Linked DNA regions of Homo sapiens: region 1 is linked to region 2. A link is a contact called in ENCODE Hi-C data. All regions are on one chromosome and are shown on one strand. Each heading gives the region's core, a stretch centred on a gene start or an enhancer-like site at or near the end of the contact. The rest is flanking DNA. Distances are from core to core; before and after follow the strand shown.

What was found. A loop is a pair of places that touch in the nucleus more often than their neighbours do. Pooled maps may share reads with other maps.
Region 1: a loop to region 2 is called in a pooled map, with 4 times the contacts of the local background. The contact joins the promoter of LINC00398 here to the enhancer-like site in region 2. A Hi-C loop is called at or near these places in 6 of 168 maps with a recorded cell type or tissue (K562, PC-3, endothelial cell of hepatic sinusoid and 3 more) and 6 of 50 pooled maps.

What each region holds. Positions count from the first base shown.
Region 1 is chr13:30,800,400-30,804,596 of GRCh38, forward strand. It overlaps LINC00398 (long intergenic non-protein coding RNA 398), which reads left to right and starts at 2,807. Exons shown (of 2, transcript NR_047012.1): 1 at 2,807-3,193. RefSeq lists a silencer at 2,582-2,701.
Region 2 is chr13:30,155,015-30,159,338 of GRCh38, forward strand. The region is part of intron 1 of LINC00385 (long intergenic non-protein coding RNA 385); the gene reads left to right. Among named protein-coding and RNA genes, the nearest start is that of LINC00385, 3.4 kb to the left of the region's middle. Within about 2 kb of position 2,662, at least 3 of the 41 ENCODE cell types and tissues checked have a DNase peak (open chromatin) inside an H3K27ac peak, as active enhancers do.

The DNA of each region.
Region 1 (4,197 bases), core at 1,557-4,056, 650 kb after region 2:
CCTTCCTTCCTTCCTTCCTTCCTTCCTTCCTTCCTTCCTTCCTTCCTGTCTTTCTGTCTTTCTTTCCTTTTTCTCTTTCTCTCTTTCTTTCTTTTTTTTCTGAGACAGGGTGTTGCTCTGTCTTCCAGGCTAGAGTGCAGTGGCACGATTTTGGCTCACTGCAGCCTCCACCTCCTGGGCTCAAGCAATTCTCCTGCCTCAACCTCCAGAGTAGCTGGAACTACAGATTCACACCACCATGCCTGGCTAATTTTTGTCTTTTTGGTAAAGACGGGGTTTCACCATGTTGGCCAGGCTGGTCTCAATCTCCTGACTTCAAGTGATCAGCCTGCCTCGGCCTGGCAAAGTGCTGGGATTCCAGGCATGGGCCACCACGCCTGGCGATAGATGAATTTTTGAGTGACCCTGCCGTGACTTTCTCCTTGTTCCTTGATAGGTTTTGAAAGCACCAGCCAGACTAATGAAATGGTATTGCTGGTTTGCAATACTCTTGATGGAAAAAAGTTTAAATCTGTACCTCCCTCCTTTTTTTTTCAATCAGCCACCTAAGTTCTCTAATAAATTAATATACACTTTCTGAAATTAGAAAATAAAAAAAGAAGGCTTTGTGTATTACATGCAAAAGAGAAAAGTCTAGAAGATACTAGTCAGAGGTGTCTGAGTCAAAGGTTAATCAAAATTAAAGGAAATAGTAAAGAAGTAGTATAGGAAAATGTCACCACTTGGGAAGGCTGGCAGAGAATTTTAAAATCCTCTTTTCCACAAAAGATTACAGGTAACACACATTCATGAGTCCTTTGACCCAATGCAAGGTCACAGAGAGAATGTATCTGACACCTATTTTATTTGTGTTCTGCTCTATTCCAAAAAGGACTTAAGGTGGTTTGAAGAGGAGGAGACATAAAATAAAAGTTAAATATGTACTAAAAGCCTGAGCAAAAAAGAAAGGAAAGAAAAGAGTGGCAACATAAAATAGAGGCTGGAACAAGGTGAGGGAAATTAAAAGCACACCGTGCAGGTTGATATGGTTCCTTCCTGTGGGCCGTGAGTTTGGCTCTAGGAGTTAACTGGGAAAGGGAAACAGATGAATATTAAACATAAAAGCAGATCGATTGCTTAGGAGACCACTATTTTTGGAATCCAGGAATGGTAGGCCTTTCTCCTGCAGGCCTTTCCCCACCATCTGTATAATGTACTAAGCCACAGCCCTAATAGCATAATAGCATCCTGTATCTGATGTGGCCTCAAGCGGTTCAGAATTTGGAACTGTGGATCTGCTTAGGACTTCAGTTTCCTTGTTTCATAATCTGCTCCCGAATACCCCATATCTGGGCATATTCTTATTTGATTCAGGTCTGCTGTGGTCCAGATCTGTAAGACTCTGCCCTGCAAACAGACAGTATAGAAAATATCATCAGTGACCATATTATTTAACCTCCACATTATCACCCACATCCTCATGAGTGTGAGGGTCCAAATGGTACTGATAAGAAAAGTTAGTAAGAGGCAAGGTCACCTGCAGTGTCTGGGGTAACAGACACCACATCTCTGCAAGCCCCAGCCTTCAGCCTGCCAGGTGGAGGGGCAGACTCCATCTGATCTCAGAAAATTTGAGAACCGTCCAGGCACAGTGGCTCACACCTTTAATTCCAGCACTTTGGGAGGCCAAGGCTGGTGAATCACTTGAGGTCAGGAGTTTGAGACGAGCCTGGCCAACATGGCGAAACCCCGTCTCCACTAAAAATACAAAAATTATCCGGGCATGGTGGCACGCACCTGTAGTCACAGCTTCTCGGAGGCTGAGGCAGGAGAATTGCTTGAATCCTGGAAGCGGAAGTTGCAGTGAACTGAAATCATACCACCGCACTCCAGCCTGTGTGACAGAAACAGACTCTGTCTCAAAAAAAAAAAAAAATTGAGAACCTTCCCAGGGCCCACCTACAGTTGACTCTTGAGTAATGAAGGCTTTAGGGGTGCCAATCCCCACACAGTTTAAAATCTATATACAACTTTTGACTCCCCCAAACTGAACTACTAATAGCCTACTGTTGACTGGAAGCCTTATTGATAACATAAATAGTCGATTCACACATATTTTGTATGTTAATGTATTATATACTATATTCTTACAATAAAGTAAGCTAAAGAAAAGAAATTGTTATTTAAAAAATCATAAGGAAGAGAAAGTATATCGACTACTCATTAAGTGGAAGTGGATCGCCATGAAGGCCTTCAGCCTTGTGGTCTTCTGAGTAGGCTGAGGAGGAGGAGGAAGAGGAGGGGTTGGTCCCGCTTCTCAGGGGTGGCAGAGGCAGAAGAAGGTCCACCTCTAACTGGACACACACAGTTCAAACCTGTGTTGTTCAAGGTCAACTGTACACGCCACCGAGACCAGAATGGGTGGTTTGATATTTGTCAGTGGCAACAATTCAATATTCTATCCTTTAGATGTTTTCTCACTCTGGTCACATTTAATGTGTTTAATTGATGCTGTGTGGAAGTTTCTTCACGTTAGAGGATAAATAAGCCATTCCCTTTGATAGGAGCCTGGGGCTTTCCCTGCGAGGAGGGCACTTTGGGAGCAGCCTTCTCATTAGAGGGCAATTAGCCGGGCTCCCGCACCCGGTGCCCTGAGCGGGGCTCCTGAGTAGGCAGGGCAGACGCGCCATCTAGTGGCAGCTCTCAGGACGTCCACACGCCTGCTCCTGCGGGCTCCCGCGCCCTGGGGTGGCAGGCACCGGCATGCTAGAGGTTAACGAGGAGGTTCCCTCCTTCCAGCGTGGATGAGCCTTTCCGTGAGGGTGACCGGAAAGGCGCCTGGGCTGGTGACGGTGTCAAGTGTAGGCAAGAAATACGGCTGATCAAGAAGCGACTTCACCTCCCTCGCACAACACTGAGTCCCTTTGCGGCAGGGGCCCTCCCCGCCGCGAACCCTACTTGGAACCTTGCGCCATGCGATGTCTCTCTCATTCTAGGCCACGGAAGCCCTGGGTCACCCTTTCAGCCTGGTTCTCTCCGGTGGTGCTGGCTTGTTTCTCCTGTCTGTTGGGGTCAGCTGCGTCCAGCCTCGGCTCCTGCAGGATTGCCCGGGCAACCCAGAGGAGATGGGCGGGCGTGGAGGTCCTCCCTGGATGACCCTTCCCACCATTTCAACATCATTAGGAATTTAACAGGCTTTTGCAAGAAGGCCCAGGTACGCATCCCCCCATTTATAGTAGGATTTCCAGGACAAAATGTATTCCACTCTCTAAACAACAAGCAACATGTATACAACCCATTCATAAGGTAAAGATTCCCTTGCCTACACCTAGCTTCTCCTGCCCAAGCATGGCCTTGTCGTTCTCTTCCCCAGGTCAAGTTCAGGACCTAGCAGCTGGGAATGCACATTTTCCAAGTTAAGAGTGGAAGAGTCCCAGCTTGGCTTAGATGGAGTCACATATAGGATTCAGGTTTGCCTTGGCAGGTCTGATGGACCTTGGTGAGGGTCCGCCAGCAGCTGTGCACAGCAGCTGCCCAGGGCCATGCAGCAGGCACCGCACTCCCCTTCCAGGAAGGATTCCAGGCCCAGCTACAAGGAGCGTGGCTACTGACAGCTGTCCACTCACAGCTCGTCAGACTAAGCTTCAGCTTTCAAAAAGGACTGTGCCCTCCTTGGGCTGGCCCAGGCCCACATAAGAGCAAGGCAGTGGCCCAAAGGCCTGGCATTTCTGCCCACCACGGGATTCCTCTCCTGGGTGGTCTGTGCTCCAGAGCTCTCTGTGGGGCTGGCTTACTTCTCCCCTGGCCCCTCCACAGGAGTTACTCAGCTATAGCCCCTCTGCACACATAACTCTATCTGGGAGCCTTTCCCGGAGGATGCAACCTAACTGGTTGGCTCATCCTATAGAAGCCAGTGTCCTTGACTTTTTCAGGTGATGAACCTCTTTTGAGAGGATGCTGATAACTGTAAGCATCTTCCCAGGATTTGCACATGTCCAGTGTTAGAGTGCAGGTCCCCCAAGGCCATCCCACGGGCCTTCACAGGGAGTCGGGTTGAGGACTTCTGACTGAAGGAGGTGGGGAGGAGGCGAAGTCGGGGAATGAGGAAGATGGGGCTGGGGGATAATAACAGGGCTTCCGGCAATGGAGAGGAGGGTTAATTCTCATTTCTGACTCACAGCGCAGCCTCCCATGAGTTCATGGATTCTGTGGGAAAAA
Region 2 (4,324 bases), core at 1,412-3,911:
GCAGTCGGACCCCAAGTCCATACCCTGGGCCTCACGCTGGATTGTTCCAGATCCCACACCAGCTCCCGCAGGTCCTCGCCAGTGTCAGCCCTCACCAGGCTCCCCCCGCCCATTGTGCTCCACTCACCCCGCCTCCCCCTGCAGGCAGGGCACATGAGCACCTCCAGACCTTTGGCATCTCCCCTCCCCTCGCCACCTGGCTGAATTGTCCCCTTCAGCCCTCTGAGCCTCCCTCCTCCTCAAGGACACCCCGGCCTCCTGATCTAGAGGATGGAGCACAGGGAGAAAGCACAGGTGTGTTTCTCCCTGGCTGCTGCTGGTCTCCCCAGTTGGTCTATATGACCCAGGAAGTCATGTCCAGGTCTGTGTCCTCTGCCGTCGTGTATGCTGGCAAAGCGTGATACCAGCACACAGGAGGGGAAGTCAGTATCCTCGTGATGGGCAGAACGGATGAGCATCGATGCAGAGGTGCTGGGAGGCCAGCCCGTGGCCCAAATGAGAGCTTGGTGATCTACCTCTGCCCCATGGAGGGGGCACCTGCCAGTCAATCTGGAGAGGGGCGTGTGCTGGCAAAAGAGGGTGCCCCTGAGCTAAAGCCCTGGTAGGAGGGTGGAGGAGAGGGAAAGGACTCAAGAAGGACTTCTGAGTGGGCGATACACTGGAAGTGGGGAGTGAGGAGACTGAAGCATCCAAGGTGGTGCCCGGGTGGCAGGCTGGTGTGCTGGGATGGAAATGAAGAGAAGACACGGGGCTGCCCTCAGAAGGGGTGGTGGCTGGGAAGAGGAAAAGCAGTCAGCCCTAAGTACTTAAAGTATCTGGCAATTTATAGCAAGTGTCATTAAAGGGGAAAAAGTTGTGGGGAGAAGAATGTTTTTGGAATTTGTGACCTCCACACGGGCTGAGGCATTTCTCCTTGAGGTGCCTGCTCTGGCCACCTGAGCAGGCCCTGACTCACAGAAGATGGAGGAGACACCGAAATGCTCTCTCTTCTTCCTAAAATGCATAGGTATTTTACCCAGATTGATTCATTACTCCCAAAGTTAAATTAGGGGCATTTTGTTGACAGTCACCGGTGAGTTCTGAGGAGGGCTCTGGAAGGGGAAATAAGAACTAGAAGAGGCTCTGTCGGTGACCCCTGCCCCAACCCCACTCTGGGAAGGGGTTCAGGGAAGGGAAGAGCGAAGGAGGCTGAGGACCAGGCGGGTCCTGGCCAAGAGGAAGCCGCCTCTTGCCTTGGACCTAGGCATCAGACCGGCAGGCATTGTGCTGTGGGGCCAGCTATTTCAGAGGAAGAGAACTTCCTGACCTTAACCCTGCCCTGCTATTAAAACACCGTCATAACTAGCTGGCCCATACCTGCCTCTGGAGCCTGGCTGTCACTACTTTCTGTCTGGGGTAGAGGACAATCTGGCGTGTCTTCTAGGCTCAGCATCAACACACATCATCCAGTGTATATTTTAGTACCGTCTTTACAGGCCTGACTCAGGGCAGGGGAAGTCGTCGGGAAAAACCACGCTCATGGCTCTGCCATTGTCTCTGTGTGTGGAGACATCAGCTACCCTCACTGGGCCTGAGATATTCATCTCTCCAATAAGCTTAGATCAGAAAGGCCATCTTGCAGCTTTTTAAAAAAAGAGTTGGACTCTTTTTTTAAATTAAAAAAAAGTTAAACATTTTAAACAATAAAATCTTATGTGTAACATCAATGTAAAAAGCAGATCAGGGTGAAACATACTGCTTATCCGGGGCTGGGCAGGGCCGAGCCCTCCTGTCCCCTTTCCCCCGCCCCACCCCGCATTGCTCCAAAGAACTTCCAGGGCCCAAGGAGCCCAATTCAAAACCCTCTGAATGAGGTGCTTGCTAAGAACATCCTGCAGCTCCCAGTGACTTCCCAAGAGAGCTTTCTCGGGGCTCCAGGTTTCTGCTTGGACTCCCTGAGGGCGTGCCTGGGAAACCCACTGCAGGGCCCCCAGTCCATGGTCCCAGAGGTGTGAAGGCATCTGCTTCACCTTCCATGCCGGCCTCCCAGGAGATGAGGAGGAATTCAGTCCCACGTTCGGGCAACCGTTGCTCAGCATTAGCAGCCGTCAGCAAGTTGACACTGGAGCTCCAGCCAAGTGGTATGACATGCCGCCCCTGCAGATGTGGTGCTCTGTACCTCTTAGACCCAGGAGCTGTCTGCATGTGACGTCCGATAAATGAGTGTTTCCTTTAACAAGTCTTAAGCCAGGCCCTGAAGCTAAGTCGCAGAGTGAGTATCTTCCTTGAGCCCGTCACCCCACAACATTCACAAATAAGAGCCCCTGCGGAGAAGCAGGCTATGTAGTCAGATAGACATAAGTCAGACCCCCCAGCCTGTGTTCTCACCTGTGAAATGAGAAAGATCACAACAGCGACACCCGAGCTGTTGTTTGGAGAAGATGAGAGAGTGTGCACAGCTCACACCATCCTCTGCACCGCAGCTAACACTGTTAGCACCATCACATGGGCCCCTCTGCAAAGAACTGCCCACCTCATGAGAAATCATATGCTGAACCAGACCCCCGGGCCAGTTCCCAAACTGGGTCTCACACCTATCTCTCTGTTTTGAATACCAGATATTCTAAATACAACATCATTGATATAATCTGAGATACTAGATGATGTTATCCGCCTGCCTGCAGAGGATTTACTTTTGCTTTTGGCAGGCATTTAGGCCAGGGGCAGATTGTCTTAAGCCAGACTGGATGAGCTGATTCAAAGCTGGTTTCGGTCTTTGTGAAGATGGGTCTATTTCTGGTTCAGCGTTTTGCCTGGGGATATCCCGTCCGCTGCCCCACCTGAAAGTCTGGAGTGCTTGCCTGGCCGCCTCCTGCACAGCAGGGCCTGAACACTGAGGTGTGTTTCCCCAGCCCTGTGAGACTGCCCAAAGTTCTACTCAGCTTCTCAGCCCCTCCACCGACACTCTGAATTGGCAAATGCTTCAGCAGGGAAAGTGGACCTGAATGTCCGGCACCCTCTCTGTGATCCCCTTCTCCTCTTGATTTTGGTTCCTCAAGTCCTCACTGCCCTGGGAGCACTCTGATACCCTCAGCAGAGTTTCGAAAATATTTTATGCAGTTTTCTAGTTGTTCTCAAGGGGAGGGTTAGTTGGAGAAGAACACTGTAGCCAACCATCTTGGAAGTGACTGTTCCTATTTTACTTTAATGCTCATTTAGGTATTTTAAAAATTATTCTGTTTTCCTGAAACAGAAAAAAAATTCAGAAAATTTTTTTCTGAAACAGAAAAAAATATTCTGTTTTCTTCATTTGGGCTGGCATAACAAAAATACCATAAATGAGGCAGCTTATAAACAACAAACATTTGTTTCCCACAGTTCCAGAGGCTGGGAAGTCCAAGATCAAGCCACTAGCAGTGTCTGGTGAGGGCCTCTTCCTCATAGATGACACCTTCCATGTGTCCTCACATGGTGGTATGCACTGGCTAGCTCTCTGCAGTCTCTTTTCTAAGGGTACTAGTCCCATTCATGAGGGCTCTGTCCTCATGACCTGATCACCTCTCAAAAGGCCCCATCTGCTGATACCATCACCTGGGGGGTTAGGATTTTGCATATGAATTGGGGTAGAGGCACAAACATTCAGACCTTAGTGCTATGCTTCATTGATTTAAGGATGGTCTCATTGGGATGTTGGGGGTAGAAAAGATCCATGTCTTCCATGCTAGTCTAGGAGTGCATTCTTCAGGAGGCAGAATGGCAGAATGGGAGGAGGGTCTCCAGTCATGGATGCTGGTGGCCCATTGTTATAAACCACAGGGCAGGGTCAATGAGGGCACATTGCCTGGTGGTTTCCTCCAGCTGAGTTCAGAAGGCATTTTTCCTCAGCAAGACCACAAACTAGTTTGATCAATAACTTTTCCTCCAAGTAGTACAGTTTGGAAATGAGGTAAGAGAGCCATCTCCTGGTAAGAAATATGGCAGTGTGTGAGGGAGGCCTGCAGCGACTCCGGCACTGTGTGGAGCCCTGTGGGTCCCTGGGAAGTCTGGGGTTTGGGAAGGTGCCCAGAGTGAGTGGATTCCTGGCCCTGTGTTCACCCGATCTTCAACAAGTGCAGCTCCCGTTTTATCTGTTTTATATACTGGGTTCCTAAGAAAAGTTTTCCACCATTGGGGAATTTCAGAAGTTGCTCCACCATCAGATAAATTGGAAAACCACCCCATCGAGCTCAACTGCTTCATTTTATAAACCAAAGTCCCCGGAGGTAAAATGACTTCCCCAAGGTCATGCAAATGATTCATGGTGAAAACAGGACAAAACGGTCTGACCTCCATCCAGCGCTCTTCC